Linked DNA regions of Homo sapiens: region 2 is linked to region 1. A link is an interaction called in ENCODE POLR2A ChIA-PET data of the cell type or tissue named here. Cell type or tissue: IMR-90. All regions are shown on one strand. Each heading gives the region's core, and the rest is flanking DNA. Links, peaks and the distances in the headings are about the cores only. Region 1 overlaps GPC6 (glypican 6). Region 2 overlaps GPC6 (glypican 6).

Region 1 (17,333 bases), core at 4,483-12,482:
TTCTTGACCGCAGTGCCTTGTCCCTGGACAAAGTATGGACAAGCACTGTGAAATTAACAGATACCCAGGAGACTCTCATTTCATCTAAGATCTGATCTACCCACTCCTGCTCTGGATTGACAGATTTGCTGTTCTTCATATATGTAAATGACTTTGATTAGGACATAGCTCCCTGTTCTGTGTGCTTTGGGCCTAGGAAAATTTTGTTTCTAAAGTGCCTTTTGCATTTGTGTGATCTCCCATGTTATGTGTTGATTTTTTGTCATTCAGGATGCCCCTGCTGTTACTGCCCTAAACTCTCTGCAGGCCAGGGTGATACTGGAGCTGTAAAATCATAAGCTAATCTAAAAACTAAAAAGAGAACAAATCAGTTAGGGTCTCCCTAAACTCTCATAGTAGCTATATGTCAAAAGAAACACTTGTTAAATGAGCTTTTCTAGTGAGGAGAATGCTTGAGTTCTTTCAGATCAGAAAAGAAAGCCTAAAACACTTTTAACTTGCAGACTCAACAGAATCTATGAAAGAGAAACAGATGAAAGGCAGATCGCTGTGCTATCCTGGTGCTTTTTAGTATGTGATTGACACAAAGGAAAAAAGAAATTTTGTTCAGTCTAAAAAAGAACTTTCTTTCTTAATAATTACAGCTCCCTCCACCTATAATGGGTTGCTTGGTGAGTCATCAAGATCTCTGTCTCTGGAAGGATTTGGGGAGGAGATGGGAATTAGGATTGCACAGCCCTGCCAGGTCCCTTTCCAATCCACAAGTCTCTATTTTAAGACCCTTGAGGTTAAATCCTGTAGAATAGAATCTAAGAACTACAAGACTTTGCAGTGCGGCTGATATGAGTTTATGTCACTAGGAAAGATGTCCTGGAGAATGTAGTGCCTGAGCTGGACCTCAGAGGATGATGATGATGGAGATGGGAGGACAGTAGCAGATGGGCCATGCCATACATTGAGATGACACTGACAAAAGTACAGTGCTCTGCCCAGTCTCCTTGCTCTTGGTCTGTTCCTGGCATCTTGTAGCAAGATGCTTCTTTCTAAATCATTGTTCTCACTGTATTTCTCTTTAATACATCTTATGCACCCAGGAAAAACATGAACACTCTTTAGTTGTCTTTCAAGGGTCCCCTCATTCTGCTCCAGCCCATTTTTCAGAATTTAGTGCATACTACACTGAGACACAAATCTTCTTTACCACTTGAACTCCCCTGCCCTGTTACAGGAACTAAATATTCCCTGACATGGCCCACACTCCACAATATTTGCTCCTTCTTGGCTACTGTCAGATTTGGAAGAAAACATCAAGTTTTATGTCTGAGATCCAAAATCCAGTGTGATAATTATTTCAGGCATGATCCAATAGATGTGAAGTCTACACGTCTCTATCTTTACTGACTGTTTTTTTTTCCACTTTGATTTTGTCCAGCGCTTCTTAACCTTTTATATGCATATATCAGTCAGTTGCAAGTTTTGATTCAGGTGATCTGCGATGGGACCTGTGATTCTGCATTTCCTGTAGATTCTCAAGCAATGTGGGTGCTGCCAGTCCAGGGATCACACTTTGAGTAGCAAGGCTCTAGGGTCAAACACACCTTCCTCCCCTTCTTTGACCAAATGGCCTCACAAGTTGATTCCCTCTATGATCCAGGGCATTTATTTCTTATTTTCAATACAAACTGATGCCCAGGTCTCAATCCTTTTCCTGATAAGTTCTTCCGAGGCTGTAGAGCCCTCCTGGCTGATGAGGCTTCTGTCCTGATACTCCTGACCTTTCTGCTCCACTGCTGTCCTGGCTGGAGCTGAAGTTATGAGGATTGATGAGGCCCCAGAGCAGGTGACTCTATAAGGAAAAGAGCAGGAGGCTAAGGATCATGTCCCTTAGATAGAAAAAGAGGAGGGACAATTTAGAGAGAGGAAGGAAAAGAGAGAGGGATGCTGAAACCAAGTATTTCAAGAAGTTCAGGTTGTCAAACCATCCCTCAAGTCCTTCCACACATGGCTTCTCTTCTCTGTGACCTTTTCCTCCCTGTTTCTATAGTGGTAAAATTTTGAACTTGATTGTATACTGTATGTCATTTCCAAAATGGGATTTAAGATGCATTATAAGCTGAAGGGTCTATAAAAGAGGTCGGTATTTTTAATGAACCAAAAGTTGTCTTTTTATTCTTTTTAAGGAGAGAAATCTGCATGATTTGGTTTGATCACAGACATGAGCTTTGATTATTATAAGGTTCTTTGATTATAAGTCCTTTCCTCCACTGCGTTGTAAACGCCTAGCCAGTCTTAGTTTTGCACTAAAAGGATCAATTGCTTCCCTATTTTCCAGCTTGGACATGGCTGGGATTCTAACAACTGCTAATAAAATAATTTCTGACTTGAACTGGTAACATTTACTACCTGTTCTGCATAGCACTAAATTTTCAAGTGGAATAGGAATTTTTTGGGCTTCTTAAACATTGATGAAAATTACTGTTGACTCCTTTGATAACATCTCTTTGTTTCAAATGCTTTCCAGATGTTCTAAATGATTTCCTAATATTTATATGTAAAAACTTAGAGCATAAGGAGCTTTTGTGATGATTCAGGGTAAGCTTATGTTGCAGATGAGGAGACTACAGAAGGTTAAAATGTTACTCTGAAAATCACTGATGAGCAGAGTTTGGAACCCATATTTAATATATTACATATTTGACTACACTGTATTTCATTTTAAAATTTGAGCTAAGAATTTTGTACTTTCTGGGCCAAAAAAGAGATTTTTTTGAAAGATTCAAATTACATGTTTTTTTTTCTTTAGTAAAACATTCAGTGGCTTTGTATAGCAGTTTTTAAATTCAGCATTATGTTTCCGTTACTCCCAATCATTCTAAAGTGATCAATGACATCAATCAACTGTTTCTTAAGGTTATTACACTTTTATTATTTTTATTATTATCATTATATTAAGTATGTTTGTAGCACAGATAAGGTGCGTGTGGTTTATTCTATGGATGGTGATAAAGTAAAATGCTGGGATATGTTTGGAATATTGCATTTGTAAGAAGCTTAATGTTACTTTGACCCACACTGAATAATTCAACAGGGTATGATATATCAAAGGTAGAGGCAAACAAAATCTCAATCCAGATGACTAGGGAAACATTTCTTCAATGAAGTACTTTGAAAATAACTTCATAAAGTCCTTACTTACTTGGAAGTATCACTGCAAATGGAAGGTCATAGGCTTTTTGGCAATTTTTTGTTGGATGCTATAGCTATTACCTACAGCTCAGGAAGAAAGGCCAGTACATGCCAAAGGCACTTTAAGAATATGACTCGATACATTTTATAATCATTTTAATCCAGGGCCATTAAAATGCTCTACAAGGGTCAAGAGCCAGGTTCTTTATTTCTTTGTAAACATTAATGCATTTTCACTCATTGTGTCATGGTTGGGAAGGAAACAGCACTCATGGCTCATGGTGCTAAAGATGATATAGGATCAATGAAAGACTAAATCATCAATACATCAATCTGTGTGCTACCAACCTAAGAGACTAATGTGCAAATTAATGACCTTTAAAATTCAAGGAATGTACATACATCAATCTAATTGAAAGAAGAATTGATAAAGTGTTCCGTCATTTACTGTCACAAACAGGAAGGAGAGATTAATGACACATGTTGATCAAATGCAGCACTTAAAGAGTAAGATATCATTTTGCCATCATCACAAGCCCTGATCTAGTCTTGGGTTTCTTTTGTACGAAGATTGGAGGGGGAATATGACTAACCAGATGTAGTAAGACTACCATGACTCTCCAGATACATAAGAAAAGTTTTCTATGATCGAAAACACACCCACTCAGCAGTTTGTACCAAGATTACAGATTCATCTTGGGAACAGGGAAGCTCACAAAGACTCCCACATCTTAAAAAGCAAAAAGGCCTCTTTAGTCTGTTATTTTCTCAACTCATGGGTGCAAAGAATATTATTTTGACATCATGATAGCTTTGTTTTTATTCATGAAACTCCTCTCTTATTAAATAAAAAAAAGAAGAACCGTTGAGATAAACGCAGTATTATTACAGGGCAGTTCTCAATGTCAGTATTGCCTTTGACTATCTAGGTTATAGAGAATCAACTGGAGAAGGGGGCACAATGTACAATCTAGGAAGATAGTCACTTACAATCATTTTAAATAACACCCTTCTTTTCCCAGCAGCTGCCTTGGGAACGCAGACCACCCTCTTATCTCTTGTAACCCTTCTCATTTAGTGAGCATCGGAAAGTAATTTTCTGTAAGTGTGGAAGAGATTATATGTTGAACATACACTGTGTGCAGATATAATGCATTATTTCTTACATATACTCTCTACATACCTCTGGAGATTCACAGGAGGGAGTTTTTCCAGCATTTGCAGAAAGAATCGCTGAATTCCCTTGAGCTTCTTGGCCTCTTATCATTCCTGACACCAGTCTAAACTTTACTGAAGCTTTTCCTTCAGAAAACTGCTTTTTTTTTTTTTTCTTTTTTATTCTGGATGTCCCTTTATCAGCCATCCCCCTCCCCCAGAAAACTCTAATTATCTTTCACTGGAAACAGCAGGCTTGGGGTTTCTAGAGAGCCTATCATATCCTTGAGTCCCATTTCTATCCATTTTAGTTGCATTTTTCCTCTCATCACAGTCCATTTACACTTGCCCTATCATTTATGGCTTTTGGACTTACAGCCCTGTGGTTGTTCTGGGACAAAAGAAAGTCTGCATTTTTAAAATTTCTTGAAATTCCATCATTCAATTTATAAACATATAAGCTATCCTCATGATTAATACTAAAGATAACACACACTAAGAGACAACTTTTGTTGTTGTTGGTGGTGGTGGGTACAGGGGAGAGCAGCAAAAAGCAGTACTCTACAACTTGTGTCTTATTTCGCCATCAATTTCAGCATTGAAATCGCCATTATCCGACATACACAGCTTCCTATTAGTTTAGCTTTAGTGAAGGCTTAACCAGCATGGGGGCACATAATAAAAATCCCCTTTTATTGCGTAATCATGACAAAATAAATATGAGAGCCAGCCTAACAAAAACAGACATCACCAGAGCCAAGAAGTTGGGCTTTTATGCATGACCTGGTCGTCGAACAATCTTATTACTCAATATCATAATTAATAAACTGTTTAGCAGCCAGTATGGAGGGCTTTGCAAAGAACTCATAAAGGACACATTCACAAAAGCAGTATGATGAACAGTTCTGCTTCTAAATCAAGGTTTTATATAACAAAGTCACAGAAGAGCCTTGATTCCAGACACCTGGGTGACAAATCCCTCTTAGGATCAGGGAAGTGAGAGGAAATAAGTATGGGACATTGAAGGCCACCCAAGGAGCATTACAGCAGTCTCATCTCTAGAATGACAGGAGTTCCACAGTTGTTAGCGGTGCCAGGAGAACATCGGGAAAGAAGCCAGAGCCTACTGGGGAACTAACTAGACAGCATGCATCAGCCAGGCCAGGGATGAAGAATGTGTCCTTGAGATTAATGTTTCACAGCTGTGATGTAGACCTAGCTACAGGCATAGTCGATGGATTTTGCAGCAGGAGACAGATGAGAAATTATAGCATCCAAAAGAGCCTGTTACACCAAATCAATGATAAACGTACATCCATGAGACAATTGGTGGTGAAAAAAAAAGATAGCATCCCTTAGCTCTGATTTTTCCCTTCATCCAAATTTTGCAACAGTTTGTTTTGTTTTTGTTTTTTTTTTTGCCTTTTAGCTTTCTAGGAACACTTTATTCAGCTGAAAAGAACAGCAAGGCACCACTTCAGTTATTTTCACAAGTTGTAACAAAGGACGTGACAACGGCACCCTTAATTAATCTTTGTCCTGAGACTGATAAAATAATAAGGTGAAAAACAATTTCACTTTTCAAACCCACAAGTTCTGGGATTTGGGGGCTTTGTATAGTCTTTCTCAATTCTGCTGGCAAACTAACCAGTCCGTGTTTTTTTTTTTTTCCTTTAAGTTCTGGGATACAAGTGCAGAACGTGCAGGTTTGTTACATAGGTATATGTGTGCCATGGTCGTTTTCTACACCTATCAACCCGTCATCTAGGTTTTAAGCCTTGCATACATTAAGTATTTGTCCTAATGCTCTCCCCCGCTTTGCCCCCCACCCCCTGCCTGGCCCTGGTGTGTGTTTCCCTCCTTATATCCATGTGCTCTAATTGTTCAACTCCCACTTATGAATGAGAACATGGTGTTTGGTTTTCTGTTCCTGTGTTAGTTTGCTGAGGATGATGGCTTTTGGTTTCATCCATGTTGCTGCAAAGGACATGACCTCATTCCTTTTTATGGCTGCATAGTATTCTATGGTGTATATGTACCACATTTCTTTATCCAGTGTATCATTGATGGGCATTTGGGTTGGTTCCATGTCTTTGCTATTAATTTGAACAAGTTCTATACTTCTTGGTCAGGCAATTCCATCTCCCCTATTTACTTAACATGGTTTTAAATATTTTCTCCTTTTCCTTCTGCATCAATGTCGAAAATCCCTTCTATGTCTGAAACTTTAAATTACTCTTGCACCTTTAAGAGGAATTTAAGAACAATTTTATGACAAATTTCAAATATATACAAAAGTCAAGCCAGCAGTATAATGAATTGTCATGTACCTTCACCCAGCTTAATCAATTACCCACTCACGGCCAATCTTGTTTTATCTACAACCCCACTGCCACCTCTCCATATCCAACTTCCCCATTCCCAGATTATTTTGAAAGAAAACCCAACCTTTCCATTGTTTTTCTCACAGGGGAGTTGTAATCAAGTCTCCTTCAGGAAACTGGTAGTTTTGTTTGCAGTTTTACTTTTTCTACTTCTATTGGGAGAAAAGGATATTTGGGGAGCTTTCATTATTTACTTCTTGTCCATTCTAATTATAACTAAAATCACAATTATAGAGTTAAGATAATTGCTAAAGACATGCATGTGAGCATAATTTCAGATAAGCAAATACAGTAGTGATTCAAAATATTTAACCGCTCTTTGGCTGTAATTGACCATTGATAAAATATTTCCACATGGTGTGAAATAAATGTAAGAAAACACAGCACTCAAACTACACAGACCTTCTATTAAGGCCTTTTCCACAACTGTATTTGATCTCTTGATATTCCCTTCAAAAGATGTTACATTTCACAGAGATGGACTCCTGGTGTGATTTGTCCCTTTATGAATCTGCCTTGTGTTTACAATCAGTATCAAAAGATTAAAATTAAAGTGTTTGCTGCACATTCAATTTATTTCCCAGATTGAATTGTAAATTATATACGCAAAGACTTTCTCTTAATCTCCATGGTGTTCATCCACAGTGCTTAATATAGTGCTTGGCATTTATTAATGCTTAACAAAGGCTTGTCGACTTATTGATCTATGTTGCTTCTCATCATAAAACCCAAGTATGTTTTATAAAATGACAGATTCTTTAATATAGGAAGAGCAAATATGTGTTGCCACTAGACATTTCCTGTCCGCATGGCAGACATCTCGAATTTATCACTGCACTCTTTTCTACTAACTTGGGATGCAGCCTCAGCATCCTTGAGGTGCAAATTGCAACTTACCTCCTATCTGTGCTCTAACATTGTTTAGAGAAGAGATTCAAATCATTGGGCCATCAAGCTTGTCAAACGCTGTTCTGTTTTAAGTGTTCTGCAGGTCACTTTCACTACTCCTGTTTGTTTTAGTCTGTTCATTCACTCCAGGGGACCTGTATTGTGGTCAAAGCCTGGTTTCCATGATGGGGTTGGTATGAGGAGTCAAATTCTAATTCCATTACTCACAAGCTGGATCATTAGCTTTTGTTTTTTCCTCCATAAAATTTGGATAATAACATTCTCCTCTTTTCAGAGGGGTTTTGTGATGGTTAGATGAAATGATTAATCTAAACAGCTTTTTAAACTGTGAAAATCTATGCAAGTGTCTGTTAATATAAAAGATATCTTAGGGGGTCATACAAATAAGCACAGATCTTTGTCCAGGATAAGCCTCTACAAACTTAATGAAACACCAGTTTCCAAATTTATATTCACTCACCTATCCCTTTGAGTCTCTCTTTTGTATGATTGTTTTGTGGCTCAAGATTTATTGGGGATCACTTCAAAATGTAATCTGAGGTCTAATGATGTGTGATTACACTCTATTGTTATCAGCCTATGCTGAGGAGCAGGGTATGGGATCAAATCGATAGGATAGAAAATTAGATAGGAAGCACAATGAAAAGTGTGAGGTTAAGGGAACATTTTATAGGGTTTTGGGATACAGTTGCTGAGACTACTTTTAAAAGAACAGCCTCAGGTGATTTCCCTAAAGCTTTGGCCTTATCAACCTCATGTTCTAACCAAGTGACTAACTGGCCATATGTTACATTTAAACAGCTTTCCCAGAAAGCTGCTCCTGATTCTCTGAGCATGTTGGCATATATGACAATATGGAAAATATGCAGCGGTTAATTTTCCTAACCACCCTGAAACTAACATATTTGCAATGCATTTCATCAGCAACTTAGTAAATTGCCATTTAAGAGGTATATTACTTTTACAATAGTATCATAAAACTCCTGCTGCCAGCCATAATTCACAGGTGGTAGCTGAGGAAAGTGGATTCAATAGTACTTCAATATCCCTATGTCCTGAGGTGCTAGTTTCTAAGTAACAGGCTGGCGATGTGTGTGAGCATGTTTCTACTTTGGGGGTTTTGAGTCAAAATAATTTATAAACCTCTCTCTCTCTCTCTCTCTCTCAGCCTGAAATGGTCATGGGGATATCAGCAGTTGTATGGAAATTTTTTTGGTGACTAGAGGGTCCTATATGAAGGTCACATGTGTATTATTTGAGAAGGCATTGCATACTTATTTTTGGCATTCAGGTTCTTGGGTGATATTTATGGGAAATTTTAAATGCATAATAAGAATGATAAGATTTGAGGTTTTTATTCATTGGCCATATTATACAGGGAAAAAGAAGGCTAGTGAAATAGGGACATAAGGTTCTATGATGTTGGTTACTTTAAATTTTTATCTCATCTCTAATTCAAATGTCAAGTCAAAGTAAATTTCTTAAGTACTTTAAAAATCTCTGCAAACAATTTAACCAAATTTGGAAGCATTCATCCAAACGTAGATGTTGCTGTCAGAACAGGAGGTGAGGACAGAGAAATCAGTGTCACAGGCAAATTGAATTGGGAGCTGACTGAAAATTTTTTGAGGGAAAATGCAAATTTCATTACCAATGGCTTGTAAAGACATGACTCTTAAGGCTTCTACAACTATGATCCTAATAATTCCATGACGAATGTACTTCCCACATGTTTTCAGAAATAGAGCTGGAGGGAATGTTTCCTAGCACATTTTTTGAGGCCAGCATCACCTTGATACCTAACTCAGACAAAGACACCATAAGAAAAGAAAATTACAAAGCTGGGCACAGTGGCATGTACCTGTAGCCTCAGCTACTTGGGAGGCTGAGGTGGGAGGACTGCTTGAGCCCAGAAGTTTAAGGCTGCAATGCACTGTGTTTGTACCTGTGAACAGCCACTGCACTCTACCCTGGGCAAAACAGCGAGACCCCCATCTCTTTAAAAAAAGAAGAAAAGAAAAAAAGAAAAGAAAACAACAGGCCAATATCTCTGATGAGCACTGATACAAAAATTCTCATTACAGTATTAGGAAATTGAATTCAACAGCACATCAAAATGATTATACATCATGATTAAGTAGGATTTACCCCCAAACATGCAAGGCTGGCTTAACATATGCAAATCAATTAATGTTATACATTGCATTAACAGACTGAATGACAAAAACCACTTGATCATATCAATGGACACAGAAAAAATATGTAACAAAGTTCAACATACTTTTTTGATAATAATTCTTGACAGTTTAGGTATAGAAGAAAAGTTCCTTGACATTATAAAGACCCATTTATGCAAAATCTACGGCTAACATCATAATCAAGAGGGAGAAACTGAAAGCCTTTCCTCTAAGAGCAGGTACAAGGCCAGGATGCCCGCTTTAGCCAATTCCATTCAACATAGTCCCAGAAGTACTATGAAGAGCAAAGAGGCAAGAGAAAAGAAATGAAAGGTATCTAAATCAGGAAGGAATAAGTAAAATTATTTGTATCTGCAGATAATGTGATCCTATATGTAGAAAAACCTAAAGACTCCACCAAACAACTATTACATCTAATAAATTAATTCAGTCAAGTTGTAAGATTTAAAATAAAAATGAAAATCTATGACATTTTAATACACAAACAATGACCTATCTGGAAAGTAAATTTTTTAAAAAATCCCATTTATGGCAGCATAAAAATACCTTAGGAATAAGTTTAACCAAGGAGGTAAAAGACCTGTACATTAAACCCCATAAAACATTGATGAAAGAAATTGAAGAGGACACAAATAAATGAAAAGATATTCGATGCTCATGGATTGGAACAATTAATATTGTTAAAATGTCCATACTGCTTAAAGCAATATAATCTCTATCAAAATCCCAATGACACTCTTCAAAGAAATAGAAAAAACAATCCTAAAATTCATATAGAACCACAAAAGACCCTAAATAGCCACAACGATTCTGTGAAAGAGAAAAAAAACCCAAAGTTGGAGGCATCACACTTCCTCCTGATTTTAAATTATATTACAAAGCTATAGTAATGAAAACAGTATGGCACTGACATGAAAACAGACACATAGACCAGTGGAACAGAATAGAGACACCAGAAATAAATTTAAACATATATAATCAACTACTTTTCAACAAGGGCACCAAGAAGACACAATGGAGAAAGTAGAGTCTCCTTGATAAATGATACTGGGAAAACTGGATTTATACATACCAAAGAAGGAAATTGGACCCTTATCTTATGCCATGCATAAAAATCAACTTGGAATTAATAAAAGTCTGAAATGTAAGATCTGAAACAATGGAACTCCTAGGACAAAACATAGGGAAAAAGCTCCTTGACACTGGCTTTGGCAATGATGTCTTGAATGTCACACCAAAATCTTAGGCTACAAAAGCAAAAATAAATATGTGGGACTGCATCAAACTAAAAACCTTATACACTGTAAAGAAAACAATCAAAATGAAAAGACAACCTACAGGTTGAGAAAAAATATTTACAAACCATATATCAGATAAGGGCTTAATATCCAAGATTTATAAAGAGCCAATACAATTCAGTAACAAGAAAATATAAACTCCATGGAAAAATATGCAAAGGACTTGAATACACATTTCTATAGATTTGACATAAAAATGGCCATCAGGCACATAAAAAGATACACAAGATCCCTAATCATCAGGAAAATGAAAACAAAAACTGCTATGAGATACCACCTCATATCCGTTAGAATGTCTACTATAAAAAAGACAAGACCCAAGTGTTGTCAAGGGTGCGGAGAAAAGGAAACCCTTGCCCACTGTTAGTGGGAAAGTAGATTGGTGCAGCCATTATAGGAAACAATATGGAGGTTCCTAAAGAAAATTAAAATAGAATTATCATATGTTGTAGCAATTCCTCTTCTGTGTATAAATAAAATAATCACCTCACAAAGGTATCTGCAATCCCATGTTCACTACAGCATTATTTAGAATAGCCAAGATATGGAAACACACTAGGTGTCCATCAGTGGATGAATGGATAAAGAAACTGTCACACACACACAGACACACACACACACATACACACAAATATTATTCAGCCTTAAAAAAGGAGATCTTGCCATTTGCCACAACACGGATTGACCTAGAGGACATTATATTAAGCAAAATAAGCCAGATATAGAAAGAAAATTATTGCATGATCTCACTTTTTATTTTTTTATTTTTTAGAGACAGGGAGGGTCTTACTCTCTTGCCCAGGCTGGAGTGCAGTAGCATGATCACAATTCACTGCCACCTCTAACTCCTGGGCTCTGGCAATCCTCCTGCCTTAGCTTCCCAAGTAGCTGGGACTATAGGAATGTGCCACCTTACCTGGCTAGCTTTTAAATTTTTTTTTTTATTTTATATAGAGTGGAGTCTTGCTATGTTACCCAGTTTGGTCTCAAACTCCTCACCTCATGAAATTCTCCCGCCTCAACCTCCCAAAGCACTGAGATTACAAGCATGAGCCACCACACCAGGCTGCATGATCTCATTTATATGTACCATCTAAAAAATAAATAAATGAATGCCAAATATATAGAGATAGAGAATAAAACAGTAGTTACCAGGATTGGGCTGGGAAGAGGAAGTGGGGAGATACAGGTCAAAGGATACAAAGTAGCAAATATGTAGGATGAACAAGTCAAAAGGTCTAATGTACAATATGAAGACCACAGTAAATCACAGTATATTCAGAATTTTTGCTAAATGAGGAGACTATGTCTGCACACACCATGGGGTAGGCAGGGAATAAGTGAAGATGTGAGATGGTAGCTGTGTTTATTTGTTCCACTATATAGTAACCATTTTACTACATGTATCTTGTAACATCATGCTGTATATTTTAAATATACAAAATAAGATTTAAAAATAAATAAATAAAAATATGACTTGCAAGACTCCTACAAATATGATCCTAATAATTCCATGACTAACTGTATTTCCCACATTCCCTACATCCCCCTCTCACATTCTGCCTCTTTTCAGCAAAAGGGTAAAATTTCATATTTAAAAAAAATCACATGGCTACTCTGCCTTCACTTAAAACTGTCAATGACTTCAGTGTCCTAAAGCTTCATCTTTTATTCTCATCTCTCATATAAATGGATGTGACTTCCATGATTTAACCTTATGACTATTTTTTTAAAAAGTAAAACCACTTATTATTTTGTCCTTCCAAAAAAAGAAAGACAAAATAAATGTTTAAGGAATTTCTTAGACATCACAGGTAATTTTACATGTTAGTATTTTATTCCTTATTTCCTCTCCTTGCATATTTGGTCAAGTTATAGATCTATTGTGTAATAGACATTTAGTTCGAGATGGAAACCTTGAGATAGTGCCCAAATCCTTAACTTCACAGGTGGTGAAACTGAGGCTAGACATGTATGATCCTTGACAGAGGTCACACAGGAGCCAACCAGTGACAATGTCTTCCTATTGTTTTCCTAAAGCCACTTCTTATCAAAATAATGCGGACATAATTAAGCTTTGCGGAGTTACGTGCTGGCCCCAAAATGATCAAATGCGGTTTTTAGATACTCTGACTTGGCACAGCACAGATAAATCATTTGTATTCTTCCTCTTTGCCCCCTGGCACACAATAGATCTCTAACTTGCCCAAATATGCAAGGAGAGGAAATAAGGAATAAAATAGTAACATGTAAAGTTACCTACAATTACCTAAGTAGTTCCTTAAACATTTATCTTGTCTTTCCTTTTTTGAGAGGACAAAATAATAAGTGCTTTTACTTTTTAGAAAATAATCATAAGGTTCAGTCATGGAAGTCGCATCCATTTATAGGGGCAGCTTTACCTCTCTGCAAAGTGAGAAGGAAACTGAGGCAAAGAAAGAGAAAGCATCCTGTCCAGCCTACATGGCACAGCATTTACATCTAAAATGCAGTTTGTTACTTACCCTCATCTGGCTAAATAGTGTTCTGAGGTAGACTAGCAGCTATCTGTCTGCACAGGATAAATGATGAACCAAAAATAGTTTGTGTGGTCTACTGGTAGACATAAAAAGCAATGAGGTCAGCACAGAGTCCATGAGGATTGAGCACTAATGTATTCTTCTGCCTGCTTTGATTTTCTAACAAAATCATGCAGTTTTAAAAGGGGGAGGACAGAGTTTAATGATTGGGGAAAAATTAGAAATGTCAAGTATAATCCTTTGAAACAGGTAGTGAAAGCTCAGGAGTATAACTGTTTTGATGTTCCCAGTCCTGCCAGTGAGTGACAGGGAAAATGAAGACCCTTTCAGACAAACTGATTGTGCTCCTGTCAAAGGTGGCTCAAGTTCTGTTCAAACACCTGTTTCTATCTTTATGAATATTAAAAGCCTCTGTGATTTTTTTTCTGGAAGCAATGATTTTGAAGTGTTACAGTACACAAAAGACATCATCTCAGTCTTGTTCCAATTCACTGCCAGTCCTTAGTTTTCCCTGAGAATGTACATAATTTTAAAATTTGGTGGCAGATTTGTAGATGTAAGGCCTGTTGAAACTGAAAAACAGGGTTGCTTTATTTTAAATCAGTATTAGTCATTCTAATTTTATTTTACATGTGATTTGTTTTCAAGTTAGCATAAAGGTGCTAACCACAGAAATTGATATGGAAATATAAGATAAAGCATCCCTGGAAGAGATGAAGTCAGGGCTTTCCAAAGATGTCATTCCATCATTAATAGCCATGGCACTGTCAGCTGTATATGGAGATCAATTCTCTTGGATATATAATCCTCTGACAATTAAAACTCATGTAGTTGAAATGTGCCTGGGCATTCCACAAGTGGTACTTTTTTTTTTTTTTAGATTTAGTTAGCATGGATTATGATTCCTTCTAAAGTTAAATAAAGGTATATGACACAAACCAATAGGATTTTGTGTAGCTTCTTGGAAACTTACATACTACAAACCCAACAGACTGTGTAAAATATTGCTATTAAATCTTCCAACCACTCTTTCAGAGTTCTTTCTCCTAGTGTCAAATGAAATTGTGTTATATGAATCACAACCCCACAAAATGATCACTTGTAATTAACTCCTTCCAGATTTCACTCATTTTAGTCTTGACTAATGGCTACTTTTGTGAAGGAATCCAACCCACTGTAATCCCTAAACACAGGAGCCAGCTTTAGTGTGCATCACATTAAGGCTGCTGAAAATGAATGGTCTGATTTCTGCTTGAAATTCAGGAAGCATAGTATTCCATGGTGTATATGTGCCACATTTTCTTAATCCAGTCTATCACTGATGGACATTTGGGTTGGTTCCAAGTCTTTGCTATTGTGAATAGTGCCACAATAAACATACGTGTGCATGTGTCTTTATAGCAGCATGATTTATAATCCTTTGGGTATATACTCAGTACTGGGATGGCTGGGTCAAATGGCATTTCTAGTTCTAGATCCCTGAGGAATCGCCACACTGACTTCCATAATGATTGAACTAGTTTACAGTCCCACCAACAGTGTAAAAGTGTTCCTATATTCAGCCATAAAAAAGGATGACTTCATGTCCTTTGTAGGGACATGGATGAAGCTGGAAACCATCATTCTCAGTAAACTATCGCAAGGACAAAAAACCAAACACCGCATGTTCTCACTCATAGGTGGGGATTGAATAATGAGAACACTTGGACACAGGAAGGGGAACATCACACACCGGGGCCTGTTGTGGGGTGGGGGGAGTGGGGAGGGATAGCATTAGGAGATATACCTAATGTAAATGACGAGTTAATGGGTGCAGCACAGCAACATGGCACATGTATACATATGTAACAAACCTGCACGTTGTGCACATGTACCCTAAAACTTAAAGCATAATAATAATAAAAAAAGAATAAAAATACATTAAAAAGAAAAAAAAAGAAATTCAGGAAGCAAAGACTTAGGGGTCAGGAAATTACATCTCGTTGTCTAGAATTTGTGATCAACATTTCAAGTCACTCATTCACATTTAGGGGTAGAGATAAAGCCAAAATCTGTCTTACACTGAGAAGGGATCTAAAAGGGTTTTCTTCACATTGCCTGGTCATATTTCTTTTACTCTTTGGAAGTTAATACAGATAGAGTAGAAACAAGGCAACCTAGCCCCCTCCTTTTTCTGTTTTAGCTTCTGGGTACAACCAGTCTCTGGCCATCTTTGATGGCTAATTCCAGACATTTACAAAAATGCAGAACCTGCTGTCACCATCTCTGCACTGTGCAATGACAAGATTACCATTTTTCTGCTCACAGATATGTGGCATCTGAAAACTCATCTAGATTATATATACACTACAAATGTGAAAATATGTATAATGAGTCCCATAAGATCATCAGTCTCATGGAGGCAGGACTTCCTTAAGACCAAAAATGTATGCCAGAAAGCCATGCAATCCAATTTTCAGATTCCAAAAAAAGCCGACAATCAGTTTCCAAGCCATAGTGTCTTAGTCAGTTCAGGCTGCTAGAATAGAATACCATAAAGTAGGTGGCTTGAATAACAAATGTTTGTTTATTGTGGTTCTAGAGGCTGGGAAGTCTGAGATCAAGGTGATGGCAGATCTTCTGTCTGCTGAGGACCTTTCCCTGGCTTGTAGGCAGCTATCTTCTCTTTGTATCCTCACGTGACCAAGAGATTGCACTCTAGTCTCTTTTAAGGACACCAGTGCCATCCTGGGGGCTCCATCCTCATGACCACATCTAAACCTAATTACATCTCAAAAGCTCCACCTTCTAATACCATCCCATGGGGGATTAGTATGAATTTTGGGGACACACAAACATGCAGCTCAAGTACCATCATTGTTCATCCTGCCATTTCCCAAGTATGGTGGACTCAGCTCAAGAGCAAGAATATGACGTCAACCTAGTCAAGTCCTTCCCTTGTGCAATATACCCTCAGGAGCTTCCCAGCTGGCCCAAAGGAAAACCATTCCTGCAGGTGCCTAAAAGACCTGCTTCCTCTGTAATTCCACCTTCTGCTCTCTCCTTCATGCTTATACGGCACCTGCAGCACTGGCCTCACTGCTGTGCCCCCACACTCTTAGGCTGTTCACTGCTCTGTTCCCCTCTGGTGCATTCATCACTCTCTGAAATACTACCTGTATGACTTTTATTTATTTTATTTTATTTTATTTTATTTTATTTACTTTCTGTCTCCCAACACTGGAATATCTACTCCAAGAGGATAAGGATTTGCTTTCATTGTTGCTGTTGTTTCTCCAACTTCTACAGCTGTGACTGGCAAAAAGCAGGCACTCAATCATTATTTTTTAAATGAATGAATTAATCCATGACCACTCCTTTTATCCTTACGGCTTTAGACCTTAAGGCCATTGAGTGTCTCCAGAAGGAGACAAGGAGGCCCTCTCGGGTAAAAATATTAATCTGATTATGAATATGTGTCTGGAGGATGCCAAGTTCCATAAAATTGATAAAGTAATCAAATACTGTGTGTTTGATTCTGAGGAGGCAGCATTCTTCTTTACCCAGAGGAGCTCAGAGTCAGCCCCAGGGCGGTTGCCTATGGCTGTGCTGTTCATGTACTGTGCAAAGGTGAGGAGGGGGTGAAATCCAGCCCAGTTTCTGCTAGCTGGGTTCTGTACCCTTCAGTGTGGCAGGAGAGGGGGA
Region 2 (17,333 bases), core at 5,493-13,492, 100 kb after region 1:
TATTATACCTGAACTAAGTCTAGTTTGATTACCTTCAAGTTCCCAAGAGTTCCAGCTATTTGTGTTATTTATATTCAACTGTAGGACAATATGCTGATATGAATGACTGGGTTATTATACATTAGAATAATAATTGTTATTTTATGAAGTCTTATATAGTATTTTTTCATATAAAAAGTGTTTTCTTGTATATTACATTATTTGCACAATTCTGAGTTGTGTTGTATCCAACTCAGAGATGTAGAACCTACACACGCTAGTGCTTCTCAGATTTATTGCACATAAGAATCACCTGGGGATCTTGTTAAACTGCTGCTTCTGGTTCAGGAATTCTGGGATGGGGCCAGTTGTTTGTGTTTTCACAAGCTCCCAAGTAATGCGGATGCTGCTAGTTTGTGGGCCACACTTTGAGTGGCAAGAACCTAGTCCACATTTAACTCCTGTACTAATACATACTATACCTTTTTGTGACTCTCAATTTCTAAGAAAGAGCATAGCAAGTTTTTCTCCTACATGACATTTTTAAATGGTAGATAGGACACAAGCATTGGGTGGATGCCATACCCACTAGCTACCAGCTGAGGGTCGTGGAAAAATGACCTTTCTTTGCCCTTTCCCATTTTCAGAGTTGGTGAGGGGATCAAATAAGTCATTTTATGTTAATGTGCTTCATAAAGACTTGCTGCTATTTATCATACTTTGTGTTTACCTACAAGATTCCCTCCAAGTTCATAGATTCATAATTCTCTTATTTGTTAAGACTGAGCTTTGCTTTGGCCTTTTAAGTATTTGATCTAATTGGTAACAGTGATGATCTTTATTTTGCTAAGCTAAGGATGTTGAAAAAAATTTATGAAGTGAGAAGAGAACTGGTGAATGGAATCTGACTCGCATGAAGAGCTATGTGAGGGTATTAATGGAAGAAGTGGGGGCAATCTCTAGGTGGGTGAGTTACTCAGGTGGCAACATTCATTAAATTCTCCTGTGCCTCCCTAATATTTTCCACCAAGAAAATGATTTCTCCTTTCTTTCAACACTTATTCCAGTAATGGTTGCACGACACATAACTTACTTGAAATTACATAGGGTCCCATAGAATCCTTTGTAATATCAATCATTTAAAACTTTTGTTGCTTTCAAAATTTAGCTTTTTAAATTTTAATGGGTTGATATATTATTTTTACAAATCTTATAGATTTCAAAACTCATGAAGGTGGGGATTACATCTCCACATGACTTAAAACATAGTAGGTGCTTAGTAGTTATTGGTTGCCTTGAGCTGACTTCCATTAGAGTTAAAAAGCTCCCGTTTAAAAATAGTAAATTATTTATGGGAGCATAAATTCCCCTAAGGGTAAATTACTGTTCTTCACTTAGGTAATCAGATTGATACCTTAATGAGAGTTGCAGCACTGAAGAGATGGGAGGTTTAATTCTTACAAGGGGAATACAATGATTTTTTTTTTTAAAGTAGGCTTGAGGATGTAGCAATATGCCGTAAGTGTTAACTGTGAAGTAAGCAAGTACTGGATACTTTATCTCACTTAACTTGATCTCAGTAATGCTCTTCCTATTATACTTTACATTTTACCTACTTACTCTTGGGGTAAATGATGTTTTTAAAAAATCATAAAAAATACAGTTCTAATACCTGACATGTACTAAGTTTTCAGAACTATTTGTTTGATGAATAAATGAGTGACTTTTTAATCTATAGGTTGGGAGATTGAGAAGCAGCAAATTTAAGTGAATTACCCAAGATCACCCAAGCAATGATTGACTGGATTGGGTTCAAACTCATGTTATATGTCTCCAAATCCAATCCACTTTTTACTTCTTTATAGTAAGTCAAGAACTTTGGACATCCAACTAAAGCAAATCCATCCCTGGGTAAAGAAAAGGAGGTTTGGAAGGAAATAAACTTGATTGACATTGTAATTCTGCCTGAGGCTCAGGGGAGCTTCCAAAACTCATTACCTCTGCCACATTTGTGGCTGCCATAGAGTGCCAATACCTGCATTATTCAAATTCATCTGACAGACTTTAGAACCTTGGGTCACCCAATTTTTGAATTTGAAACAAGTCCCTGTAGATTGCTCTAGTATGGCTCTGTTCAGTGCTTATCCTTCCACACTGAATGGAGGAAAAGCGGGTCAATAAAAAAGAAAGAAAAAATGGAAAAAGAAAGAAGTGAAAGGGAATGTCTATAGCCAACAAATTATGTCATACAATTAAATTTATATATTTTTATTTCCACTAGACTTTATGTTACTTACTCTGCACTAAGGATAACAGACATTCTCCTTTGTGTGCATACTCATAATGCACACACCATTATCCACCTCTACAGACTCAGGTTGTTTAGGGATGCCCTTTCGAAGGAAGGCTCTGGAAATGTCTCAGAGCTGCTGTAGTGTGCTTGTCTACCTGTGCACCATTGCCTCGGATAAAGACATCTCTCTGCCATCACAGGGCCCTCAACTCACCCAATTCGTCTATAGTTTCCATGACTTGCAGTGTTTGGTGGATCCTTCTATTTTTGCTTTTCAAACACCAGAGAAAACACTGTTGAGCTCAAATAACCATTCGAATTTACTGTATGGAAAAAGCATTCTGGTTTATCAGGGCCCTTCGCATGTCAGCTTCTGTAGTGTCCTGCTCACTTACAAGAGAAGCCACAGAGGGATTCGGAAAACATAACAACAGCATAGCTCTCAGTGTAGTGTCAAGGGGGACAGATATAAAAGGTCTTAACATTTCTCTGTTGTTCAGTTTATAACAGATCTTTTCCAGTTATGATAAAAATGTGGTTTTCATAGAGAATAGCTCATCCAATTATTTCAGCTTTTTGATATACATATTTCTGCTGCCTGCCTTCCTTAAATGTCCTCATTTCTTGATATATTTCATTTTCACAAAGGTATTCTAGGTGTAAAAAAGTCAGCATTAGACCATTCAGTAAGCTTGGATTCCACACCTGCCTCTACCTCACTTCATGGAAATGCTCTTTATCTTGGTGTCTGACTTATCTATAACTATGTGGCTCCATCCATAAGGCCAGGCAGCTTTAGTTTCCTTATGTTATAAAATGAGCTATCATAAGAATATATTTCAAAATGCTCAGAGCTTTCTGGAGAGTGAGCAAACTAGGAGGGAAATTTATATTTGGACAGTTTTACCTTATGCCTTCAGAAAGAGAAGCTACCAACAGAACACCAAGGTCTCAGTGATATGCTTTACAGGTGCTTCTTGTCAAATTGTCTTCATTCGTTTATTTACTCATTCAATAAACATATATATATATATATACTGCTGATCTCTCTCTTTCTGCTTCATTTGATCCTACTTATTCTTTGTGTTTCAACTTAGATATCTCTTCTTCTAGGGAAAAATATCCCTAATCCATGCTGGTCCCAAAGTGTAGTTTTAAGAGCAGCAGCTAAACCACATTTATTAGGAGCGTGGATATCAAAGAATGCTTCCTATCAGAAGGGAGAAAAAGAAAAAGAAAGAGGACAGAGAGCAGAGAAAGAAAAATGTTGCAGGTGGAGAGGATAAAAGACATCAAATAAGAAAAGTATATTGCATTTAAGGAGCTAAGAATATCCCAGTACTTCTGGGGAAGGAGGTAGGTTGAGGTGAGAAATGAAGCTGGAAGGTCAGCAGGAGTCAGAACAAGAAGGGGTTTGGAAGACACACTAAAAAGCTGAGACTTCAAAGCTAACTAAAGAGAAAGATGGTCAGATTTGTGACAGCAAATGCTCACGCTGGCTGCAAATTGAAGAGTGGGCTAGAAGGACAAGGGGGGAAAAGGATATCAGTCCTTGCTGCAATAATACAGGCAAGAAATGATGGTGGGGTAAATTAGGCAAATAGAATTAAGTGGACCAGTTCCAGAGATGCTAAGGAAACATGATTGACTGGAAGTGATTGGCTGGATTTGTGTAGGAAGGGAAGAGGGCACCTGGATGCATCCGCCTTTAATACTTGAGCAACTTAGAGGCAGATGGCACTGTTCTCTGAGATAAGGGGCACCAAGAAGGGCTTGGTTGGGAGGATTGGGAAGGAAGTTCATGATACAGAGTGTTTGGGACTCCAAACTCCATGTGCTTCCTGTTATCCTGGCCTATACCTTTTTTCCTGAGGTGACTGGGAACAGGGCAGCATGCTGAGTGATGCGACACCAGAAAAATGGTGAAGATACCATTCCAGTCTCAGAGATTCAGTCTAGTGTGGACAGAAAACACCCTCAAAAAAGTCAAACAGGAGATAGAACGTGCGAAGTGTGTGAAGTGCCATGGTCAAACTACAAGGTACACTGGGAGGGGGTGACTGCTTCTGCAGGTTTGGCCAACTGGGATGTATTAACCCTTCCTGTATTTCTTCTCTGTGGGTCAAGGAGGCTAAGACCTTGTTAGCCTCTGACTAAGCATTTTTCTCTAGGATTCTGAGTAAAAATCGAGGCTCAGACTTACAGGGCTTGGTCCTCTTATTAGGAAACATCACGATTCCAAATATGATAACTTACTCATGACATTCTGACCCTCATTGTGGGCTCTGTTTCACCAGAAGTCCCTCTTCTTCTAACTGTTCTGCATGGATGTTCAATGCTCTACAAGGTTTGGACTGTAGCAGTTCATACTATCGCACTTAAGTTATGTTCTAAAGGCACACAAGGCATATGTGAACACCATCACACTGAGAGAATGCTTTGGACCCAAGTTCTGTCTTTACTGACATTAGTAAGACTTTTCTGGTGCCAATAATATCCTTTCTCACAGCTTTTCCTGGGGACAAGCAGGCCATCTGAGCTGGCATTCCAGATGCCTGCTTTGCAGTCGGTATCTCCATTGTGTCCTCTTGGGGGACTTCGGGGCTCTCTTTGTTCATTTTGTTTTCTTCCATTCATCTACCCAAATGTTTTCAGTACTTACACTGTCCATGGATTTGGGAAGGGAGGCACACAAAGATGACTAAAATGCTATTTCAGCTGCCATAAAAAATGTGAGAAATCAGGCATGTAGAAAAGAGACCATGAAAAAGGGAATGTGTTTTGCAAATTCCAGGATCTGTAAGCCGAGTCCAAGTCCTAAGATCTGAAAGCATAAACTGAATGGTTAGAAGTAGTGAAATTTCTGTTTACTCAATTTTTGTGTGTGTGTATGTGTGTTAGGCATCATGCTAAGTTTCACTCACATATCATCTCCATTGACTACACAGTAAACATTAAATATATTTTATCTCCATTTTATAGATGAGGTCATTGAAACTCTAAGAGGTTAAATCCCTACCCAAAGTTCACAAAGCCAGGGAGTAAACTCAAAACTAATCTCATTGACAACTTGTTCTCTTAACCTCTCCTCTATCCTTCCCACCATCAAACATCATTAGTGCTTCTGCTTTATTTTCTCTTTGTATGGGCAAAACAAATAATAATAATAATAATAACATTTGAAAAATCACTGGATATAGATGCCTAAACTAGAATGTCAAAATAACATGTAATGGTCGCTACAGTTTCAAGTAAATATTTCTATCTAATGTTTACATCCTACAGTAGAAATCTGTCAGTTAAATTAAATTGCAGTTGTCTTTGACTTGCAAAATAATATCTTATATTTCCATTGAATCTATTAGCTGAATCAACTTATTTTACTTCTATAATTCAATGTAACATGTTTCTTTCCATTTGCTATCCTCAGGACACCCTTGTAAACAAGATGTTTCCTGTAATGAGTTTTTCCTGGTAAAAATCATTTAATAAGCAAATATCTCCAATCCCTGGTAATATGTGCTGACAGCCTCCTAACCATATTTGAAATATGAAAGCAGTGTTTCCAAGATGACTCAAGCCAATTGCTTTAATACTTCAATAAAAATAACTGCTATTAGAAGGCTCGATACTGAAGGCACATAATTTCAATCCTGGTTCATAAAATTTAATTTGGATTTATTTCAGGATAATGATCATTGAGAAAAGCAAGTATTGAAATGGTTGGACACATGGGTAAGGACCACTAATCTCCTCTGAGAGATTGCTGGGCTCCAGCAGGGTAGCTGGCAATATATATACACACACCATTAATTATTTGCTGGAATATTTTCTGTGACATTGGTCTCAAGGTGCTCTGCTCAAATACTCTACCTCAGCAGAATCCCTGCCACAGAGTACTTGAGTAAAATAACTTTACATCAAACTGGATTCTCTTTGGCTCTGACCACATGACCAGGTTTCATGGGTCCACTTTTTTTCCTATATCTTATATAACTTTTATGATAAATGAGTACAATTCCAGTGATCTACAAGAATGTTATGAGTAAAAATGTGGAGCATGTATTCACTTAGAACACATGTGGAAGGGCTCTTTAATGTAGTGTTGTCTATGCCTCCCAGCTTACAGATGAGACAACCAGAGTTCTGGAATAAATGACTTGCCCAGGGTCACAGAGCCAGGGCCTCAGGGTAAGTGATCTGATCTTTGGTCCAGTGTCAGTTCAGTGTGCCACACTTTTTACACTAAACCAGAAGGAAGAGGCATTGGTTAATCATGATAACAACAACAGTTTATGCTTATTTTAAGTTTGGTAAGCATGGTATATGCATCATCTTACTCAACCTTCAAAACAATGCTACAACTCATACTTTATTTATGAGAAAATGGAGGCTTAGAGCATTGAGATAACTTGCTAAAGCTCATTCAGCTAGTGAGTGGTAGCCCTGAGATTTGACCCAGGCTATAGAGCCTAACATCCTGTAATGATGATGCCAAGCTGAAATTATCAAGCAAGGTGTTTGGAGTACCCGTATATGCATCTAACAGAGGTGACAGGAAAAGCAAAATCTTTCTATGTGCAAAGAATTAAGAAAATAAGGAGAGTTGAGATAGGAAAGACAGAATCAGGAGATAGGAAAATGAAGGACTTAAGAGGCTAAGAGGGGGAAATTATTTTTTGACCTGCAAATGATCTTTATAATCACTTCAATTTTCTAGTTTATTTTAGTCAGGGTCATCTGGCATTGGTCATTCTGTATTTTAAATTTAGTAGTACCCACAATTCTCAATATTCACTTTTAAAGCATACACTGATTTTAGGAAATCCAAGGTAATAACCTGCCTTTAGTGGGAGTGAAATGAACATTAGAAGCAGATTTCAAGAACAAATGAAAAATTCCCTTGCAGTATTTTATTGCTTTTCTGTTAACAGTGGAAATATATAAACCTATTTCTTTATTCAGCAAATTCAAACATGCATTGCTAGAATGTAATGTTAAAATAATTATCAACGCTCATTTTATCCCCAAGTTATCTAAATGCTTTCGGATCTGGTCAATCACATAATTAATATATTTCTAAGAAATTGCCTTTTGGTATCACTTTTGATATACAACAACTGGTATGGGACTTTCCATCTGCAAAGTGTTATATGATCTCTCTTTTTAAATCTTGTGAGGTATGTCATCAAGGAGTTGATTTATGATCCTGGTTCAGTAACCTTGGACATGTCTCTATCTTGCACATTATTGATAAAATGATTCAATGTTTGCAACCTGAGATTTGAAAAACACTGCTATCTGGAAACCTGAAAAAGATTGTTTTTGAACGCTATAATTGGTCCAAGGATGAAAAAAGACAGGCATTTTTCATAAGTTCAATTTTGCCATAGTCCCAAGTTGGTAAAAGGTATTAATAATAATTGTTGAAGGTAAATTATCTTCTCAAGGTCTGGAGATAAATACTTGATTGGTGAGACTGTCCTAGATAGTAAATTACAACTGTGTCTAGAGGAAGTCACACAACTTGTTTTTTTTTCTTTTATTTTCTATTTTTAATATAGTGGTTGGTGGGTGTAAGTCAATTCAGAACAACATATATTGCACATCTACAATGCACCAGGCACCCTGCTGAGTGTTCAGGATACAAAGGTGGATAACATGAAGACTCCACCTTCAAGGATCTCACAGTATCAAAGGTGAAAATAGCATGTGACATGATTATGGATCACACTGCGAGCTTCCACAAAGCAGAAATATCAGAAAACATGCATTCTTGCATAAGTTTACGCAGTTTTGAATGAATGTCATTGGTTACTTGCTCATTTAAATTATTCATCTGATCCTTTTATGAGCATTTAATAAGTTCTAAATAAAATCTTAGCTCAGACTTCTTTCATTGCAGACACAGAGAAGTCCATTTGATCCTCCTGTCACCTGTCCAGTTGCAGCTTAATACTGATTTTCTCTACCCAAACCTCCAGATTGGGTTAGTTGCTTCATGCTTCATGTTCACTCAACCTTTTGTTTATACATTCACCATAACACATGTTCCCTTCTGTTAAATTACATATTCACTTATTTATAAGTATGACTCCTTTAATCAGTATCTCCTAGAGCTTAGGGTCCGCTCATCTTTGAATTCCCCCATACTTGGAAAAGTTCACACATTTATGGGAACACGTCATAACAGTTTACTGAATTAATGAGTAAGTTACTTAATGTAGAATCATCTGGACATAACTTCTCATATATACAAAGCTTACACTTCTCATGCTACCATTTTTTTTCTTTTTCAACTTTTATTTTAGATTCTGGGGGTACACATATGAGACTTTAAGCAAATCAGTTAATCTCTTTGGTTTTTAATTCCCAAACAAATATCAATATATTGAAGTAGCTAGGCTATATGACTGCTGACATTCCTACTTATTCTAAAATAAAATTATTTGGACACTTTACCATTGGCCTATTGGAAAAGGCCTAATGGATAAGGATATAATTTGACCCTAAATTGATAAGTTTCAATAAAGTCAAAACATTATACTAATGTAAAAAATAATGACAACAAATGCAATAATGAGTCTTACCATGTAGAAGGTGCTTTATATAGAATGTTAGGTAAATGGCCAAGTATAGATTTTAATATATTTTATCCATCCATCCATTCATCATCCGTCCATCCATCCATCCATCCATCCATCCATCCATCCACCCATCCATCCAGTCATTTAATAAATATTTGTTGAGTGTTTGCTAGGTGCTAGGCATTGCTCTAGGCAGTAAGCAAGAAAAAATAAAATCTAGGACTCCTAAAGAACTTACTCTCTAATCAATATTTCAAACTCTGTGCTTTTGCCCATAAGCAATAAGGTCTCCAAAGTTTTGTTAATAACTTTAGTAATATAAATATTTGATTCCCCTGTTTAACTAGGGCCTGGTTCCTAAAGATTTTCATTATATAAATTTAAATGTATAAAATTTTTCATAAAAGCAGGTATTCTAATGCTCTGCTCCATATTTTAAGAACTGCTAAAATTCTTTATTCTTATTCCAGGCAGTAAGAATATTAACTTCAGTTGGGCATTATCTTTCTATCCTCAAAGATCACTCTGAATTACACCAAATTAAATAGATTTAGGAATAAAAGAACAAATTATCTATTTTTGTTTGCATGTCAGGAACAGGTATTTTAGACAAGTCTTTGTAAAATAAAAGTATATCCTTTAGTTAAACTAGTGTTTGCACACAGATATCCCTCTCTCTCTCTGTCTTATACACACACACACACACACACACACACATACACACACACTCCCAAAGAATGATCTTTTCCTACAAAGGAACTAAGAACTGAACAGATAAGCTTGGAATTATTAGTCTTGAAAAATGGGTGTTCCATTTCTGGTGTGTGTGTGTGTGTGTGTGTGTGTGTGTGTGTGTGTGTTTTAAAAGCACCTAAGAGGCAAAGAGTAGAGGCCAGGTTGTACGAATGGACAGCAGCCATCATGGACCATTCATGGAAGTAAATCCACACTGCGTATATTTTGGGGTCATGAATTGGAAAAAGATAATGACTGTTCACTCTTTTATTAAAAAACAATATGGTCTCCATTTCAACCCTGATGTTACAGACCCTGCCCTCTGTGGTTACAGGTACTTGCTTGCTGCTGGGTGACTCTCAGTCTTTTTCTTACATATGCAAATAGGACAACAGCGCTATTAAAAAAGAGTGTGCGACAGAGGCTGGATACTTTTGTAATGATAATGCAATCCTGTCTCCTTCAGGAAACGTCTTCTTTTCACCATTAGGACAAAATCAAACGTTTAACAACTTCGCTTCAGTGAAAACAAAATATGCGCCTATAAAGCTATAATGTGTTGAAACCACGTGACAATCGCTGATGTCCAGATCAAGTTAGCCTTACTTTCAATTGCTATAATTTTATTTATTTATTAATTTTTGAGAAGATCTCACTGTCACCCAGGCTGGAGTGTAGTGGAGTGATCATGGCTAACTGCAGCCTGGACTTCCCAGGCTCAGAATTGCTCAAGCAATTCTCCCATCTTAGCCTCCCAGGTAGCTGGGACTACAGGTGCACGCCTGGCTAATTTTTGTATTTTTTTGTAAAGATGGGGTTTTGCCATGTTGCCCAGTCTCATTTCAAACTTGTGGGCTCAAACGATCCACCCACCTTGGCCTCCAAAGTGCAGGGATTATAGGCATGAGCCACTGTGCCCAGCTGCTATCCCTTTATACTCTCTTTCAGGCTGGAATGGGAACCACATAAATGGCATCTTTCTGCATTTTCTGATTTCATAATACAAAGTTAATAATCAGGTATCTGAGAAGAATGTCATGATTCTAAAGAGTGACAAAAAATTTAATATGATTTTTGACTATCATATTAAAAATCTAGATTCTAGAAATCAAATACTTTGGAAAGATAACACTGCCTATATAGAAATACTCTCTGTCAAAACCTTCAAATAAGTCTGAATTAAAACTGAAATAAAACCTATGAATGATTCTCTCACACTAAACCATTTCTCTTTTTGCTGGTAATAAAAAGTCCAACGAAAAATAACACAGCTAAACTTCCTACAAAGTACTACAAAGGGAGACAATCTCACCTAATCTTGAAAATAAACTAATGAGAAATATTAATTATATTTTGTTGTTTTTATATATCTTTTTTTTTTTCATTAAAAGGTAGCCAGCCATCTGGCTGGGCATGGTGGCTCACGTCTGTAATCCCAGCACTTTGGGAGGCCGAGGCAGGCGGATCATGAGGTCAAGAGATCGAGACCATCTTGACCAACATGGTGAACCCGTCTCTACTAAAAATACAAAAATTAGCTGGGCGTGGTGGCACGTGCCTGTAGTCCCAGCTACTTGGGAGGCTAAGGTGGGAGAATTGCTTGAACCCAGGAGGCAGAGGTTGCTGTAAGCCGCGATCGTGCCACTGCACTCCAGCCTGGTGACAGAGAGAGCCTCAGTCTCAAAAAGAAAAAAAAAAAAAGTAGCCGTCCACGACCAAAATGTTCCTCTCTATCTCTCTCCTATATATACATTTTTTGGGAATATACATCAAGTTATGACTGGGGAAATACTATATTTTATATCTATCTATGTATATTATATATAGATAATATTCTGTAAGCTAAGTATGGGAGGAAAAGCAAGACAACACCCGGTTTCAATAACTCAAAGAAGGCTGTTTTGCTTTGTTTTGTTTTGAAATCCATTCAGCTACATTTAGCTAAAAAGTTCTCTTCTCCATTTAAATATAAGTTGGGTTAGCTGTTTAAAGCAGAATAACTGTTTTTAAAAAAGGAAAATCCTAAAGTATTAAGTGGTGTTAACTGAATTGTGAGATTATGGATAAAGTTTTAATCACACTTTTCAGAACCCTCCAAAAGGTTTACTAGAACGTATACTATTTTCATAGTCATCAAAAGATGTGTGTATGTGTATGGTGATAAGCTATCTGACTTTCCTGTTAAATTAAAATTACCTATTAAATCATGTCATCTATTTTGATACATCACTTCGAAATCTCCCTCTGAACTTGTGGATTTTCTCTCTTATCACTAAACAAGGCCAAAAGAAAATAATAAGTTTTATATATTCTTTAAAATCTCAACAGCCAATTACACACGTGTATATAGGTGTGTATTCTTTTAAATGCGTCTTCACATGGCACATGGACAGATTCTAAATTCCCACCAGAGTTGACCATAAAAGAGCAACAGCAACATGTTCTAGAACACTTAATTTTGAATGATAGTATAGGCAATAGGATATTCAATAAGATTTCAGAAAGAGGATACAGAATCACACACACACACACGGAAAAAAAAAAGGTCAGTTTTCATCCATGTGGTCACACCAACAAGGGAGGGAAGTAAAGGGAAATAAATAGTTTCTAACGAGAATTCTCCAACTGCAATTTAAAACCTGCACCAGAATGGGCAACATGCTAGAAAGAGTGTTTGGTTCTTCCCCTTTATTCAGTGAGTGCATTGAACATCTATTCCTTTGGTTATTCAGTGCATATTCTCAATGAAACTGAGTCTTAGTGAACAGATCATTGTTAAAAAAAATTCTGATTCTTTTCTCCATTTTACATGTTTGAGAGGATAAGTTATTGTCACTTTTCTCTGCTTTAATTTTTCAATTATTAACTAGATATTTGTAAACTTAAAATGTGAAGCTCCCCACCAACTGAACGGACCCCTCTTGGTCAAGGGGGCCCCAGAGAAACCTGAAAAACGAAGTCCTTGGTGGTGATGGAAAGGGAGGTGGGACATGCCTCATGATACCTCCTTCTTGGAGTTTAGGCACAACTGACCAGCATTAATATTAAAATAGAGATCATCAGACTAACGAAATGGACTCTTCATGACACTAAGAGACCGAGTTATAAACAGGACCTAACGCCATGCCAGACAAGGGTTAAGTCACACACCCTTACAAGTCACTCTGTCTCAGTGTATTGGTTAACAGACTTCCTTATATTAAGCATTCTTTTTTGCTGATTCCAAATTTCTAGACAAAGCTTTCCTCCTTTAACCAACTGCAAATTAAAGAATCTCTGAATCCACCTATAAGCCCCCGCTTCAAGATATCCTACCTTTTTGGGCGATACCAATGCATGCCTTCCATGTATTGATTTATATCTTTGCCTGCACGCCTGTCTCCCTGATATGCATAAAACCAAACTGTAACTCACCCACATTGGTGACAATTTCTCAGGACCTCTTCAGACTGTGTTTCCACAGGCCATGGTCATTCCTACTGGCTCAGAATAAGCCTCTTTACATATCTTAAAGAGGTCTTTTGTTTGTTTGTTTTTGTTTTGTTTGCTTATTTTTCCTGTTAACACATGCCTACATCTATTTATATATTACCGTAATATAAATATATATTTATATTATATCATTTGAAAGATTTTTTACTAGCTTTGTTATTTGTCCTTTCCCTTGACAATGTGCAAAGGTGGCACTGGCAGATTTGAAAATGGCTCTGATTTATGAAAGCAAAATCCAAAGAAATGAAAGTTGCTCCTGGTAGCCTCAAACCACGATGCCAGCTTGGAGTTCTGCCTAATTCTATCCTTCCCTCTGGAGGTTTACAATGACCTGGAAGACAGCCATCTAGTTAAAGGAGCCACATTTCTGAATAAAATTGCTGAAGACAGTGCCTTCGGGTCTAAATTTCAATCCCTGCTCTGCTCCATCATTCTTAATTTCTCTGAATTTAAGTTTCCTCATCTGTAAGACAGGGACATTACAGTTCCCAGCTATTTTTGTGAGGATTAACTGAGCCATTGCTTGTGAATGCTTCCAACAGTTCCCAGAACACAATTCATGGAAGACAAATGGGAGTTTCATAATTTTTTCTTTCACTAACAATTTACTACTGGTTCCAATTCTAAACATATTTTAAACATGGCATATGCAACTTTGGTTATCCAGGCCCCCAGTGTCAAACACAAACTAGTTTAGTGTATTGTGAGAGAATTCACATTTACTAATTCAAATTAAAACTAAATGCAAATTGTAGTAGCATAACACACTAATGAACACAGAGGAACTTCCAGTCCCTGCGGTACTACATCTTATGTTATGTAAATACCATTCAAAGGGGTCCCACTCAAAGGTTTGTACTGCACTTGCTTCTTGGCTTGTCTTTTATTTCCTGAATTCCTTGAAGTAATATACTATTCGGTATAATAGACTCTTAACATTCAAAGAAAATTTGATAAAAGGAAAAGAAAAATATAAACCTGAATGGGCTTATTAAAAAAAAAAAGAAAAACAATTTTCTCATGATGATATAATGAATGAAAATATAAATTCTCTTTTACATTCTCCTGAGGGTTCTGGGAAGGGGTCAAATAAAAAATAAACATTTCCATAGAAAAAATCAGTAGCTCTTACTATGTGTCAATGTTAACAACAATCAGAAAACAATGTTGTTAAACTGTAGCCCCAGGAAGCTACAGCTGGTGGAATGATCAGATATGACTAAGGAAACAGGCAGGGGTCTTGCTAGTCAGTAGAAGCTGTGTTTGCAGAACATCATCAGAGGAGAATGAACCTCATCATATACCAGCATTACCTAACTCTGTCCAACAGAAAATGAGCAAAAGCAGCAGCCAGAATACAGGAAATAGCACTGATGAGGACCATGGTTAAAGCTAAATGTCTGAGCAATTGCAGACAGGTGGGGTACTGTCTAACTTCCCATCACCTTGATAGGATCCATTTCAGCTATCACAATAAAGGCAAGTCTTTAGATGGATTTGCGCTAGATCTACAAGATACTTGGCAGATGAGGCAGAAGCAAGATGACAGAAGAAATGAGAGATCCAAGGAGCCCCAATCTGGAGATATTTATTTAGCTTCATTTACCTGACAGGTCTCCAATTCCTAAGGTGGGGGAACTGGATATTAATACAGGACAAATACTATAGTTATGCCTGTATGTTCTTTGTAGTTCCTTTCTGAACTGTTGTGTATTTTTTATTTGCATAAATGTATGGGGTATAAGAATAATTTTGTTACATGCATAGTGTATGTAAGGGCTTTTAGGGTACCTATCACCCAAACAAAATACCATTGTTGGCTGCATATGAGTCATGTCATAATGTGGATTTAGCCTTATCTAGTTTACAGGTTTTGCGGGTCCTTCATCATCTGATCCCAGCCTTATCTCCTGTCTATCACCCTCTCCAGCAAATGCATCATGCTTTTTTTTTTCCCCCAGCTAACTCCTACCATATCTTCAAAAGTCAGCTCCAGTGTCATCTCCTGGAAACTGTCTGCCTGGATCTCTTCCCTAAATGGGACAGGCGCCCCTCCTATCTATTCCCTTACCATAATCACATTCCTTATCCCGGTATATAGTAAGTTATCTGGTTTCCTGCCCATTGCCCTAGACGGAGACTTAATTCAGAATGAGGAACATGTCTTTCATCTCTGCAGCCCCTAATGACAGACATTATTGGGTACCTGTTAGGTACTCAGTACAGGAGAGCTTCTGCCATCCTTGTCGCTATTGTCATTGTTACAGGCTGGTGTCTGGCTGTGCTACCCGTAGTGCAAGTTTTCAGCCCTTCCAGAAAATAAAAAATAATGATACCTTAAGTAGGCTTAAGCTTATAGTAAAATTTCACATGGTAAGATCAATAAACGTAAAAATGGCAGATGAGCTTTACTATCTTGACAAGAACATCAGCTCTGAACTAACTGTGTATGTGAGGTTGATGATAAACTTTTGTGGCTGAAAAGATGAAGAAGGTACTTGAAAGTGTCTCAAAGAAGACAAAGCAAACCATCCCACCCAGGTCAAAGTTTATGCCTTTCCTGGAACATGATAAGAGGTGGAATTTATGAAGCATCATAAGTATAAAGACGACTGGAACGATTACAGGAATGGAAGTTCTTTGAGATATAAAGATAAATGAAACAATTTGGTTCAGCAATCTGGTACAAGGGCTGTGAGGTGATTATTAAAGTTTATATAGACAGGGCAAATACAGTTTGAATATCCCTTATCTGAAGTGCTTAGAACCAGAAGTGTTTCAGATTTTGGACTTTTCTGGATTTTGGAATATTTGCATTATACTTAATGGTTGAGCATCCCTAATCCGAAAACCCGAAATCCAAAATGCTCCAATAAGCCTTTCCTTTGAATGTTATGTTGGTACTCAAAATGTTTCAGATTTTGGAGCATTTCATATTTCAGATTTTCATATTTGGGATGCTCAACCTGTACATGTAGATATTTAGCAAACACTATACAATTAGGTCTCAAGAATGCCTCTTAAATATGGAAAGGAGGATTTTGTTTGCTTCTTGTTTTTAAATGAAAGTATTTCTCAAAATGTTGTCCAGGGACCAACTGCATCATTATCACCTAGAAACTTATTAGACATGCAATTTCTAGCCTATCCTAAGTTTATCAGATTAAAAATCTGATGTGGCCCCTCCACCTCCCTTCTTTCAATCTGTGCTCTTAACAAGTCCCCTAGCACTACTGTTTTAGGTTAAAACACTGCACCTGAATAATAGGTCATTTTGCCTTGCTCATTTGCCAAAGTAGCCATTTCTAAGTTAAGGAAGTTTTTAGGTAGGCTCATAGCATTGTATTTCATTTTAGATTGTAAGCTCAATGGCAGGGATACTATATTGATAATTATGTTTTCATATAGCAACCATCACAGTATATTCTTGGTGCTTAATAAATGTTTATAATTGTTAACAACAACAACAACAAAAAATAAGCATCTTCCCTTGTCTCTGCCTGGAAAGTCTTTCTTGCTTTTAGTTGCCTGTTCCAGATCCCACTCCTTAAGGCTCAGCTCAGACCCTATCACTTTGAGAGTCTCTCACCTCTCTATATCCTCATTGCACTCTGCTAGAATTATAGCAATTGCAGCAATTGTCACAAATCCCCTGCCTATTTTCTAAATGTCCCAGCTGGACAAAATTTCACCCTGGGCCCTGTTCTCATCAATAATAGATTGTCTCCACACAGCTTATCCACTCCTTTGGCTTTAATGATCACCCCTCTACTGGCTTCTGAATGTATTTCTCTAGCCAAGATCTTTTCCCCAAACCCTGGAATCATGTATTCAATTGCTGGATATTATCTCCAAGATGTCCTACAGATATGTCATGTACAAGCGATCTAAAATCAAATTTCTCTAACTCCTCAGTTCTCTTTCAATTGATCAACTAGAAATAATTGAGACACTGCCACCTATTAATTTTATTGTGAAAGTCAGAAATTTAGGATATCTTCCATTATTCTTGTCTTTTCTCCTTTGCCCGCAAATCCAATCAGTCATTGAGTCTTACTGATGTAAACTCCTGAAATCTCTCAAATGTCTATACTTCCTACCATCTTTACTCGCCCACTATGGCCACTACCATTTCTTGCCTTGAATCTGTTAATCTCTTCCTATTTTCTCCCTATCTGCAAAGTTAGTGTTTTCTTAATTTCCCAAACTGTTGTCCTGATAATCATTCTGAAACACAATCTCATGGT

The links. Peaks named below come from ENCODE experiments on the same cell type or tissue, not always from the same donor. Only the 100,000 strongest peaks of a DNase experiment are listed, where the experiment ranks them.
Region 2: POLR2A ChIA-PET joins it to region 1 with 5 read pairs; 3 of 35 experiments call an interaction of 5 or more read pairs at or near these places.

The regions. Positions count from the first base shown.
Region 1 is chr13:94,240,142-94,257,474 of GRCh38, reverse strand. The region is part of intron 4 of GPC6 (glypican 6); the gene reads right to left. Among named protein-coding and RNA genes, the nearest start is that of GPC6-AS1, 61 kb to the right of the region's middle. RefSeq lists an enhancer at 7,433-8,030. In IMR-90, for the core only: no CTCF peak of the experiment used is centred there; a DNase peak (open chromatin) is centred at 7,784.
Region 2 is chr13:94,136,791-94,154,123 of GRCh38, reverse strand. All of the region lies in intron 4 of GPC6 (glypican 6), which reads right to left. Among named protein-coding and RNA genes, the nearest start is that of GPC6-AS1, 43 kb to the left of the region's middle. RefSeq lists an enhancer at 9,646-10,579. In IMR-90, for the core only: no CTCF peak of the experiment used is centred there; no DNase peak of the experiment used is centred there.